Linked DNA regions of Homo sapiens: region 2 is linked to region 1. Evidence: chromatin contacts called from ENCODE Hi-C data. All regions are on one chromosome and are shown on one strand. The core of a region is the stretch at or near the end of the contact, and the rest is flanking DNA. Distances in the headings are between cores, read along the strand shown.

Region 1 (6,701 bases), core at 3,746-6,245:
TGGTTGGAGGGGGAGGATCCCTTGAGCCCAGGAGTTTGAGGTTGCAGTGAGCTATGATCCTACCCCTGCACTCTAGCAGGAGTGAAAGAATGACACTCTCTCAAAAAGAAAAAAAAAGTTAAATAAAATATCTGAGTTAACATAGAGAGTAATAACATTTTGTTCATGTGGGATTTGTTAATATATATGTAATTTAATGCAGTTAACTATCAACATTTCAGGGGAACCCTTAGCTAAAGTGACCCAGATGCTGACTTCCAAAAGTCATTTATTTTATTTTTTATTGTTTTGAGACGCAGTTTTGCTCTTCTTGCCTAGGCTAGAGTACAATGGTGCAATTTTGGCTCACTGCAATCTCTGCCTCCGAAGTTCAAGCGATTCTCCTGCCTCAGCCTACTGAGTAGCTGGGATTATAGGCATGCACCACTAGGCCTGGCTAATTTTATATTTTTAGTAGAGATGGAGTTTCTCCATGTTGGTCAGGCTGGTCTTGAACTCCCTACCTCAGGTGATCCACCTGCCTTCGCCTCCCAAAGTGCTAGGATTACAGGTGTGGGCCACCGAGAGCGGCCCAAGTCATTTTATTATAACTTTTTAATTTCAGATTATAAAAGCAATACCTGACAGGGCTTGGTGGCTCACTTCTATAATCCCAGCACTTTGGGAGGCTGAGTCTGGAGGATTGCTTGAGACCAGGAGTTTCAGACCAGCCTGGGCAATATGGTCAGACACCATCTCTTTTAAAAAAGACAAAAACTTAGGGGGCCGCACCCAGTGGCTCACGCCTGTAATCCCAGCACTTTGGGAGGCCGAGGCGGGAGGATCACAAGGTCAGGAGATTGAGACCATCCTGGCCAACATGGCGAAACCCCGTCTCTACTAAAAATACAAAAATTAGCTGGGTGTGGTGGTGTGCGCCTGTAGTCCCAGCTACTTAGGAGGCTGAGGCAGGAGAATCCCTTGAACCCAGGAGGCGGAGATTGCAGTGAGCCAAGATTGCACCACTGTACTCCAGCCTGGGTGACAGAGTGAGACCTGGTCTCAAAAAAAAAAAAGCCGGGTGTGGTGGCATGGGCCTGTGGTCCCAGCTACTCAGGAGGCTAAGGCTGGAGGATTGCTTAAGCCCAGGAGGTTGAGGCTGCAGTAAGGTGATCACACCACTGCACTCCAGCCTGGGAAACAGAGCAACCCGATCTCAAAGAATAATAAAATAAAAGTAATACCTGTTAACCAAAGAAAAACTTAGAAAATATAGAGGAATAATTTTTTTTTTGATGGAGTCTTACTCTTTTGCCCAGGCTGGAGTGCAGTAGCTTGATCTCGGCTCACTGCAACCTCTGCCTGCCGGGTTCAAGTGATTCTCCTGCCTTAGCCTCCCAAGTAGCTGTGATCACAGGTGGCCACCACCATGCCCGGCTAATTTTTTTTTTTGTTTGAGATGGAGTCTTACTCTGTTGCCCAGGCTGGAGTGCAGTGGCGCGATCTCGGCTCATGGCAACCTCCACCTCCCAGGTTCAAGCAATTCTCCTGCCTCACCCTCCTGAGTAGCTGAGACTACAGGAACTCGCCACCAAGCCCGGCTAATTTTTTGTATTTTTAGTAGAGACGGGGTTTCACCGTGTTAGCCAGGATGGTCTCTGTCTCCTGACCTCATGATCCGCTCGTCTCGGCCTCCCAAAGTGCTGGGATTACAGGTGTGAGCCACCGTGCCAGGCACTTGTATTCTTTTTTTTTTTCGAGATGGAGTCTTGCTCTGTCACCCAGGCTGGAGTGCAGTGGCATGATCTCAGCTCACTGCAACCTCTGCCTCCCGGGTTCAAGCGATTCTCCTGCCTAAGCCTCCCAAGTAGCTGGGATTAGAGGTACACGCCACCCTGCCCAGATAATTTTTTTTTTTTTTTAGAGACAGAGTCTTGCTCTGTTGCCCAGGCTGCAGTGCAGTGGTGTGATCTTGGCTCACTGCCACCTCTGCCTCCTGGGTTCAAGCAGTTCTCCTGCCTCAGCCGCCCGAGTAGCTGGGATTACAGGTGTGAATCACTGTGCCCGGCCTTAATTTTTGTATTCTTATTAGAGACGGGGTTTCCCCATATTGGCCAGGCTGGTCTCAAACTCTTGACCTTGTGTTCTATCCACCTTGGCCTCCCAAAGTGTTGGGATTACAGGCGTGAGCCACCGCGCCCGGCCCTAATTTTTGTATTTTTAGTAGAGACGGGGTTTCACCATGTTGGCCAGGCTGGTCTCGAACTCCTGACCTCAGGTGATCCACTGGCCTCAGCCTCCCAAAGTACTGTGATTACAGGCATGCGCCATTGCTCCCAGCCAGGAATAAAATTTTTTTAAAAAATTCAAATTCTACCACATAGGCATTAACCATGATTAACATTTGCAAATATCTTTCCAGTCTATTTTCCACTCAATTACACAAATATTGGTAAACTGCATTAGTAATTCTTAGTATTAAGTATATTGCCAGTATTTCCTCACAGGGGGAAAAATGTTACTTTTAGCAACTTTCCAGAAATAAACAATGGTAGAAACTTAAGAACTGATTTAAAAATATATCAGCCAGTATATTCATTTCTGAAAAACTAAAAATAACACGGAATAAATTATTTAGCTTTCTTAGAGGGTTGAACAGTAAAGTACCATATGAAGTGTTTTTTTTTTTTATCGGAGTCCACTCTGTTGCCCAGGCTCACTGCAACTTCTTCCTCCCAGGTTCAAGTGATTCTCCTGCCTAAGACTCCTGAGTAGCTGGGATTACAGGTGCATGCCACCATGCCCAGCTAATTTTTGTATTTTTAGTAGAGACGGGGTTTCACTATATTGGCCAGGCTAGTCTGGAACTCCTGACCTCAGGTGATCCACCTGTCTGGGCCTCCCAGAGTGCTGGGGTTACAGGCGTGAGCCAACCGTGCCTGGCTCTGTTATAAAGTATTAGCTTGCTTAAAGAATGGATCTGCGCTGGGTGCAGTGGCTCACACCTATAACCCCAGCACTTTGGGAGGCCAAGGCTGGCAGATCCCTTGAGTTCGGGAGTTCAAGACCAGCCTGGGCAATATGGAGACGCCTCTACAAAAAAATACCAAAAACAATTAACTGGGCCTGGTGGTGTGCGCCTGTAGACTCTGCTACTAGGTGGGAGGATGGCTTGAGCCTGGGAGGCAGAGGTTGCAGTGAGCTAAGATTGCACCACTATACTCCAGCCTGGGCGACAGAGGGAGACCCTGTCTCAAAAAAAAAAAAAAAAAAAAAAAAAAGAACTAGAGGACTAGCTAGCTAATATTTTCAATTCTTTGGAGTTCTGATAATTTATTTATTTATTTATTTATTTAGAGATGGAGTTTCGCTCGTTGCCCAGGCTGGAGTGCAATGGCGCGATCTTGGCTCACTGCCGAGATCAAACACCCTTTAATAATATTACAGTGGTGTTGCGTTTTATTTTCTGTTATTTTGGGGAAAAAATTTGGTTCTAATAGTACGAGTTTGTTGGTATTGTCAAATTCTCATGTGGTTGGGGCTTTGTTCATTTTATAGCTAGTTAATATTATATTATTTTATTTTATTTTATTTACTTATTTTTTGAGATGCAGTCTCACTGTCGTCCAGGCTGGAATGCACTGGCACGATCTTGGCTCACTGCAACCTCTGCCTCCTGGGTTCAAGCAATTGTCTGTCTCAGTCTCCCGAGTAGCTGGGATTCTAAGCGCCCGCCACCACACCTGGCTAATTTTTTTGTATGTTTAGTAGAGATGGGGTTTCACCATCTTGACCAAGCTGGTCTTGAACTCCTGACCTTGTGATCCACCCGCCTCGGCCTCCCAAAGTGCTAGGATTACAGACATGAGTCACTGTGCCTGGCCAGTTATATGATTTTATATGATGCCTTTTATATATTTTATATGATGCCTTTAAGAAGAAATACGCAGGTGGATCTCCTGTGGTCAGGAGTTCCAGACCAGCCTGGCCAACATGGTGAAATCCTGTGTCTACTAAAAATACAAAAATTAGCTGGGTGTGGTGGTGTGCACCTTAGTCCTAGCTACTAGGGAGTCTGAGGTGGGAGGATCGTGTGGACCTGGGAGGTGGAGGTTGCAGTGAGCTGAGGTGGCACCATTGTACTCCAGCCTGGGCGACAGAGCAAGACTCCATCTCAAAAGAAAAAAAGAAGAATTTTTTTTATATTTTATATATATTTTATTTTATTTTTATATTTTGGGCTGGGCGCAGTGGCTCACACTTGTAATCCCAGCACTTTGGAAGGCCTAGGCAGGTGGATCACTTGAGGTCAGTGTTTCGAGATCAGCCTGGCCAACATGGTGAAAACCCATCTCTACTAAAAACACAAAAATTAGCCGGGCGTGGTAGCAGGCACCTGTAGTCCCAGCTACTCAGGAGGCTGAAGCACAAGAATCTCTTGAACCTGGAAGGTGGAGGTTGTAGTGACCCCAGATCACGCCACTGCACTCCAGCCTGGGCAACAGAGCAAGACTGTCTCAAAATAAAAAAAGAAGAAATGCATATATATATATTTTTTTCTTTTTTTTTTTTTTGAGACAGAGTCTCGCTCTGTTGCCCAGGCTGGAGTGCAGTGGCGTGATCTGGGCTCACTGCAACCTCTGCTTCCCGGGTTCAAGCGATTCTCCTGCCTCAGCCTCCCGAGTAGCTGAGACTACAGGTGCATACCACCATGCCCGGCTAATTTTTTGTATTTTTAGTAGAGATGGGTTTTCACTGTGTTAGCCAGGATGGTCTTGATCTCCTGACCTTATGATCGGCCTCCCAGAGTGCTGGGATTACAGGCGTGAGCCACCAGGCCCGGCCAAAATGCTTATATTTTAAGTGCATGTTTTCTCCTGAAACAGCTTAATTTTAATAGCTTGGGACCTGACTTGTAACCAAATTCTTGTTAAAATCTGATAACTATCCTGTCCTGTTTAAATGGAGATATTATTTTACTACTCTACTGGCTGGGTTAGCATTCAAAGCCTGAGTTGGAGGCTCAGACGCTTTTTCCATCTGAGCTTTCATTACGCATGACTGAACTCTTTGAGCATGTCTAGCATGCTAAATACAGCAGCTCCTCACAGTGTGAAAATAAAACCTGATTAAAAACAAATCTATTTTAATTCCACTTTGCAAATGGCTCTGCTTTAATGTCAGCTTTCTGAATTATCTTTAGTAATCAAATGAGGAAATTCACTTCACCATCCGTTTATCATAGATAAATCACAACCTACTTTTTGATCTTTTTCAGTGAGCATCAATTATTGTTAAATAAAAAAACATCAGAGAATAACAGAGTGGGTTGCCTTTCTATTGAAAACATAACAAAGATACATGCTTTAAAGAAGTTCTGCCCCTGTAAAGCTTTGTAACAGGAATACAAATGGAGAAAAGCTTTTCTGGTGTTTTTTGATGCATTGTCAGCAAAAATGAAAAGCACTGAGAAAATCAAAAACTTGATTTGGGGCTGAGCAAAGGGCATGTACTTATCAGTTTTGTTATTAAGAGCTTTTGCAATAGAAACAGTCAACCAAAAAAAAAAAAAAGCAAGAAACTTCATACTTGACATGCAATCACTATATCCTGATTTGACTACAGGACCTGGCTATAATGGTGAAAATGGTTTTTTTTTTTTTTTTTTTTTTTTGAGACTGAGTCTCACTCTGTCGCTCAGGCTGGAGTGCAGTGGCACGATCTCGGCTCACTGTAACCTCTGCCTCCCGGGTTCAAGTGATTCTCCTGCCTCAGCCTCTCGAGTAGCTGGGATTACAGGTGAGCACCACCACGCCAGGCTAATTTTTGTATTTTTAGTAGAGGCCAGGTTTCACCACGTTGGCCAGGCTGGTCTTGATCCCCTGGCCTTAGGTGATCCGTCCATCTCAGCCTCCCAAAGTGCTGGGATTATAGGCGTGAGCCACCGCACCCGGCTCTTTTTTTTTTTTTTTTAAAATCATGATTTTAACAGAAGCCTCCATTCAAGGCGAGACATGCCTTTTATTTCTCTAATTGCGAGACACTTTTCTGAATCCTCTTGTCAGTTGCACCTTTTAATACAATTGAGGTGACACTGTTCTTCATGGTGACACTGGTCTTTCCCAAGAGGTTTCAGCTAATTCAGTCTATCAGATTTTACATCAGATTTTAAAATTTGCTTCAAACTTGGGTGCTTGTATTCAAATTCATGCTTCATAGAAAAATGCATATCAGTTCAACAGTTGACTAACTGCAGCCACGTTCACAGTACTGAATAGTTCATGAGTTTCGTTAGTAGGGTGTTAGCTTGACTTTCCTTATGTGATAATTGTGACAGAGAAATGGCCAGATGTAAATAGCCAATTTTACTTTTTTTTTTCTTTTTTTAAGAGAGGGGTTTCTCCTATGTTGCTGAGGCTGGAGTGCTGGGGCTTTTCAAGGCACAATCATAGTGCACTACAGCTTGGAACTCCTGGACTCAGATGATGCTTCTGCCTTAGCCTCTCCAGTAGCTGAGACTACAAAGAAACAATTTAGTTATGCATAGGTGACCTGAGATATTAGTGCCATTGGTTTTGGTGACAATATTTTCGAATTCAAATAGTGTCGTTTGTAAGTTAGTTTGTATTTAAGGAGATAATCGATGAGGCCAAGTATTTAAAATTGGCTGGGCTGGTGGTTCATGCCTGTAATACCAGCACTTTGGAAGGCTGAGGTGGGCA
Region 2 (5,200 bases), core at 1,430-3,929, 1.1 Mb after region 1:
TTGCCTGTAGCCTGCTGCAGAGATGTGAACCCCAAATCCCGTATTCCCACCCGGGGAAGGTGTGAGCTGGCTGAACCCAAGATACAGGAAGAGGGCAGCTCAGCTCAGACCAGGGTTTTGCGGAAGTCTGAGTGGATGGCGCCGTCCATCCGTTTCCCACGTGGGCAGGAAGGCGGATGGTCCCTGCTCCTCTCAGTGGGTGGCGCACACGGTGTAGTTATGTGGCTTGAGGATCTGGGAAAGGCACACTCAGTTGCAGCTGGTGTGCTGGCGTGTGGCGTTTTGGTGCTCTAACCATTGTCTGTGTTCAACTCCCAAGCTACAGACGGGCCCCCTCCTTGGGAGCGCCAGGGATGTTGGCGCCCTGGAGCCCCAGACAGGGAGAGACTCAGAGGGCCCTCACCCTGACACCTGGGGTGTATGTCCAGTTCTCCCAGGGTAGAAGGGGAACCCACAGGAGGTGGACAACCCCGCTTCTCCCGCTGGCCTTTCTTTCCCTCTTCTCTCTTTCTCCTTCTCCTCACAACCTGACCTATGCTATGCTCTCCTGAGCCCTAGCCTTTAAAGTTCCATGAAGCCCTTCTCTTGAGCGAGGCTTTGATGCTTTTCTGGGAGGATCTGGTTACTACTATTCTACCTTTTTTTTTTTTTTTTTTTTTTTTGAGACAGAGTCTCGCTGTGTTGCCCAGGCTGGAGTGCAGTGGCGCAATCTCAGCTCACTGCAACCTCCACCTCCCCGGTTCAAGTGATTCTGCTGTCTCAGCCTCCCAAGTAGCTGGGACTACAGGCATACACCACCATGCCCAGCTAATTTTTGTATTTTTAGTAGAGACAGGGCTTCGCCGTGTTGGCCAGGCTAGTCTCAAACTCCTGACCTCAGGTGATCCTCCTATCTCGACTCCCAAAGTGCTGGGATTACAGGCGTGAGTCCGTGCCCGCCCCACCCATATTACAGATAAGTAAATCTGAGGCCCCGGAGAAGAAGACTAATTGGAAAAGGAGGGAGCAAGAACTCAGGGGTCTCCTGGCTCCTAGACTGAGTGTCTCTCCTGCACCTCCCAAACCTGCTGGGCCACACTTTAGCTGGAGTTGTGTTCACTTTACGTCCAGCTTTGTATCCCCTCCTTGCCTTCCTCCCTGTTCTCAGCTCTGTTTGCAGGCCTGGTGCTGCAGCCATTCCCATCTGGACTCCTCCCAGGGGCCTGGATGGTTTTCTTGCCCTCCCTGTTGGGGGGAGGATGTCCCACTGGACCCAGAAGCCAACCATGTGCCCACTGTCCCTTGCCAGTCCTGCTGCCGGCCACAGAGATGGCATCGCTGCTGTCGCTGCAGGAGGAGAACCAGCTGCTGCAGCAGGAGCTGTCCCGCGTGGAGGACCTGCTGGCCCAGAGCCGTGCCGAGCGCGATGAGCTCGCCATTAAGTACAATGCGGTCAGCGAGAGGGTGGGTGCCGCCCAGGTGGTGGACTAGGCCAGGGTTCCCCTCGTTCAAGGGCAGGGAGGCATCTAGACCAGGCCCACACACGGGGCAAAAGATGGGCCCTGGAGTCAGGTTGGCCTGGGCTTGGATTGAGGCTCTGCCACCTTGAGTGGCGTTGAGCAAATCACTATGCTCTTTAAGCCTGTTTTCTGTAGTGGGGATTGTAATGGGACGTGGAATTGTAGGAATCAAGGAGATAATAGAATAAAGTGCCTGGCACCAGGGGTATTTTGTTCCCATCTGTCCCAGGCCTGTTAGGGGTGTGGGACACGGAGAATGAGATCCCTAAAGATTCCTGCCCCTTGAGTTTCTGGGCATCTCCCATTGCCACGGGCCTTGGGGTTGAGGCGGTGGCTGGATGCTGGCTCGAGGCTGGTGTGGGCACCCGCGGTGTTCTGCAGCCCATCTGGGGCAGCCACAAGACCTGCCGCCACTGCCTATTGGAATGAGTTCCAGGCAGGGAAGGAAGGAGAAGCAGGCCTGTCTTCATGTCCAGGCAGGATTCACATCACCCGTGCTGCAGGCTTGTGGGGGTCCCAGGGTGTGGGGCGGGAGCTGGGTGTGAGCCGGTGCGAGGGGTGCGGGATGCTCTTGATGCACTGTCTGCTTTGGGCCTCCGGGTGGCCGGGAGGTGGCCCTGGGAAGTTGGTGGTGGCTGAAGATTGGTAAGGGACACTCGCAGCTGGGACAGAGTGTATGTGTGCAGATGAGAGGCATGCAGGTGGCAATAACGTATTAACAGTAGCTACTGTTTATTGAGTGCCTACTATGTGCCAGGCGCGTGCTGAGTGTTTCACATTTAATACACCAAGGTCGGGACCATTATGATGCCCATGTAACAGAGGAGAAAACAGAGGCTCAGGGAGGGGAAGCACCATGCTGGGGGCACACAGCCAGTTAAAGTTAGACACCAGGTCTTCCAACTCCCAGCCCAGGGCTCTGTTTGGTTTCTAAACTAACCCAGTCTAGAAACAAAGTTCTGAAGTTTCATTTCCTGTGTATGGGAAGAGACACTGGGCTAGGGATTTCAGGGCACAGCTGGCCCCCACAAAGTTGGAAGGGACCCAGAGAGGCAGGGGCTGGCCCAGGGTCCCCTGTGTGGTAGTGGCAGAGCTAGGGTTGGCATGGGACCCCTGAGCTGGACTTGTCCAGGCTGGAGCCCGCATTGGCAGGAGGGTGTGTGTTCCTGTGTATGACTGTGGGGTGTGCCCGTGTCCTGGGATTTGCCTGGCTGGACAAACCCACGACTAGTTGGGACTTGTAGAGGAGCAGAGTAGGCGGCCCGCAGTGGCCCCTGGCATGAGGACAGTGGAGAGCTCGTTTCCCCAGGGTCTGCAGCGGGTGTGTAGGGCACGCTGGCCCCAGTCATGAATTGTGGGTGGTGATGGGGCCCTGAGCCAGGCACCCCTTTCTTTTGGTCCATGCATGGCACAGTGCCACACCCCCAGGGCCGCCTCTTAAATGCCACCTTCTGAAGCTAGCCCTGCCCCCAGGTTGGCAGGGAAGGGAAGAGGTGGGAGGTAGCAGGTTCCTCCTCTGCTGGGACACAGCTGCTGGGGCTGGGACTGCAGCACAGGGGGTCTGGGTTAGTCTAGAAAGCTCCCTCCTGTGGTTAGTGGGGGCCCAAATGGCACGCAGAGGGCGCCCGCTGCTTCAGTTGTCCTCTATCCACCATGGTTTGAATGAGGCCCCACCTGGAGGCAGGGGTGGAACAGGAATGACCTCAAAGGCCTTTCCTGGAGGGTGGGTCCCCAGAGAACTTCAGAGCCTAGAGATCACCTCATCACAGATAGGGAAAGTAAGTCCGGGAGAGGGGCATGATAGGCCCAAGGTCAGTGGTGGTCCTGGGATGAGACCCTTGGTCCAGGGCTCTGCAGTTGGGCAACATTCTCTTTCCCTGCCACCCCCTTGTCCCCATGGCCACAGGTGGCAGTGCCTGCCCCTGTGGCCCTCACTGGCATGTTGGGCTGGGTTGGTGGGCAGTCAGCGAGATTGTTCTGATCTTTCCAACCCTGCAGCACCCCTGGCATGGGGAGCGGAGGGAGGGTCAGGTCTGTGTCCTGTTAACTGCATGTCCTGCAGGGAAACTGAGGCACTCCCAGAGGCCACCTCCCAGCCGAGAGAGAGGACCTCAGGGCCCCCATGGGGGTCCCCCCTTCTTGCTGTCCCTGAGAAGCAGATGTAGGCGCAGCTGGGAATGGAAAGGAGGGAGTGGTCACGCCTCCCTTGGCTCCAGAGGACAGACCCCCTGGGCTCCCTCGTGTCCATAGCAACCTGGAAAGAGTAAATTGAATGGCGGTCTGAGGGCAGCAGTTGCTAGGGGAGACAGTCAACTTCTTTCATCTCTGGCTTAGTGGCAGCCTCCTTCCCTTTTGAATTGCAAGTAAAATTGAAAGGCTGTTTTGCTCACGGTGAAGTTTGTGGAAAGGGGTGAGGTGTGGCCGAGAGGGCCCTGGCTCTGGTTCTGAGCACTGGAGAAGGGGGAGGAGAACCCAGCAACGGCCTGAACCCCTCTGTGTCCCAGAGGCAAACAGCACCTGCTTCACACAGATATGCAGTGTGTACACGACATGGGCTACACTGGGCCCCACACAGACACACAGATGCACAAAACATTCCACAAACAACATAGTGAGACCCTAAAACCAGGCCACACAGAAACACTCCAATTCACAGAATATGCACAGTGTTAGCCGCACACACAGCCAGATGCCACACAACCCCACACAGGCACAGAACAGTCCCCCCACCACCGGGGACCTATAACAACCATATGCAGATGACACAGCACGCTATCTCCCACCTCATGGGTGCACACGGACAGGAAAAGCATACAGTTCAACACAGCCACCAATCGGCCCACAAAGGTATGCCCAGATGCACAAAGTGTGTATCACACATACCAGGGAGCCCAGGCACACCCCCCAGACCCACCCACATGCGGTTGTACACTTGCCTCACCGACACACAGACATATACCCTGATACACACAGCCAGGCCCAACACCCGCGCCACAACATAGACCTTCAGCCACAGATGCCGCCTTAGCCGTTCACGGGAAGGCTCAGATGCACCAAACAGTCGACGTGAACTCAGCACCCACACACTACACACACAGTGTCCTGCGTGGAGACAAATGACAAAATACACCCCACTCGCACCTAGTGAGAGCCACCAACATCAGTGCACAGCCTGTGTGGCTGCCTCAGGCCACCGCCACCACACACAGATGTGGACACCGCTCACCATTGACCTCAGTGGGCTTGGCACAGACGCTTGACAGGCCTGCAGCCGCCATCCAGGCAGAAACCCCCTACTTCCACCTCCCCTGCACAGCCTTGGACTGTGTTCCTCCAGACTCAGGGGGAAGCCCCCAAGTAGTCACAGTTAGCTCCTCCCTATTGGTGGGGCTGCCATGCACGTGTCCCGGGGGTGGGGTGGGTAGAGATGTCCTTGCTTTGTCTGTGGCTCATAGAACATCTCTCAGCATATGGGGTCAATGCAGGCCTGGAGGGCACCTTCCCTACCGCTAACCTGGCCTGGACCCAAGACCCGAGATGAGCGTGGGTGAGAGCAGCTGCCCTCCTGTTGGCTTCCTGTGGCTGGCGTGGCCCTGCACGGGTGGGCTTTTGAATGCCCTGCCTGGGCTGTAGCAGGCCAGGTCCTGAGGATGCAGATGGTGAGTGCAGGGCTAGCATCAGAGTAAGCTGGGCTGGGGTGT

Evidence for each region. A loop is a pair of places that touch in the nucleus more often than their neighbours do. Pooled maps may share reads with other maps.
Region 2: a loop to region 1 is called in a map of posterior vena cava, with 18 times the contacts of the local background. The contact joins two enhancer-like sites. A Hi-C loop is called at or near these places in 2 of 168 maps with a recorded cell type or tissue (CD4-positive, alpha-beta T cell and posterior vena cava) and 5 of 50 pooled maps.

The regions. Positions count from the first base shown.
Region 1 is chr1:15,838,923-15,845,623 of GRCh38, forward strand. All of the region lies in intron 1 of SPEN-AS1 (SPEN antisense RNA 1), which reads right to left. Among named protein-coding and RNA genes, the nearest start is that of SPEN, 5.4 kb to the right of the region's middle. RefSeq lists a silencer at 5,636-5,705 and an enhancer at 5,936-6,035. Within about 2 kb of position 4,996, at least 5 of the 41 ENCODE cell types and tissues checked have a DNase peak (open chromatin) inside an H3K27ac peak, as active enhancers do.
Region 2 is chr1:16,923,037-16,928,236 of GRCh38, forward strand. CROCC (ciliary rootlet coiled-coil, rootletin) reads left to right here. Exons shown (of 37, transcript NM_014675.5): 3 at 1,289-1,443. Among named protein-coding and RNA genes, the nearest start is that of CROCC, 3.7 kb to the left of the region's middle. RefSeq lists enhancers at 1-625, 809-1,419, 3,249-3,859. Within about 2 kb of position 2,680, at least 4 of the 41 ENCODE cell types and tissues checked have a DNase peak (open chromatin) inside an H3K27ac peak, as active enhancers do.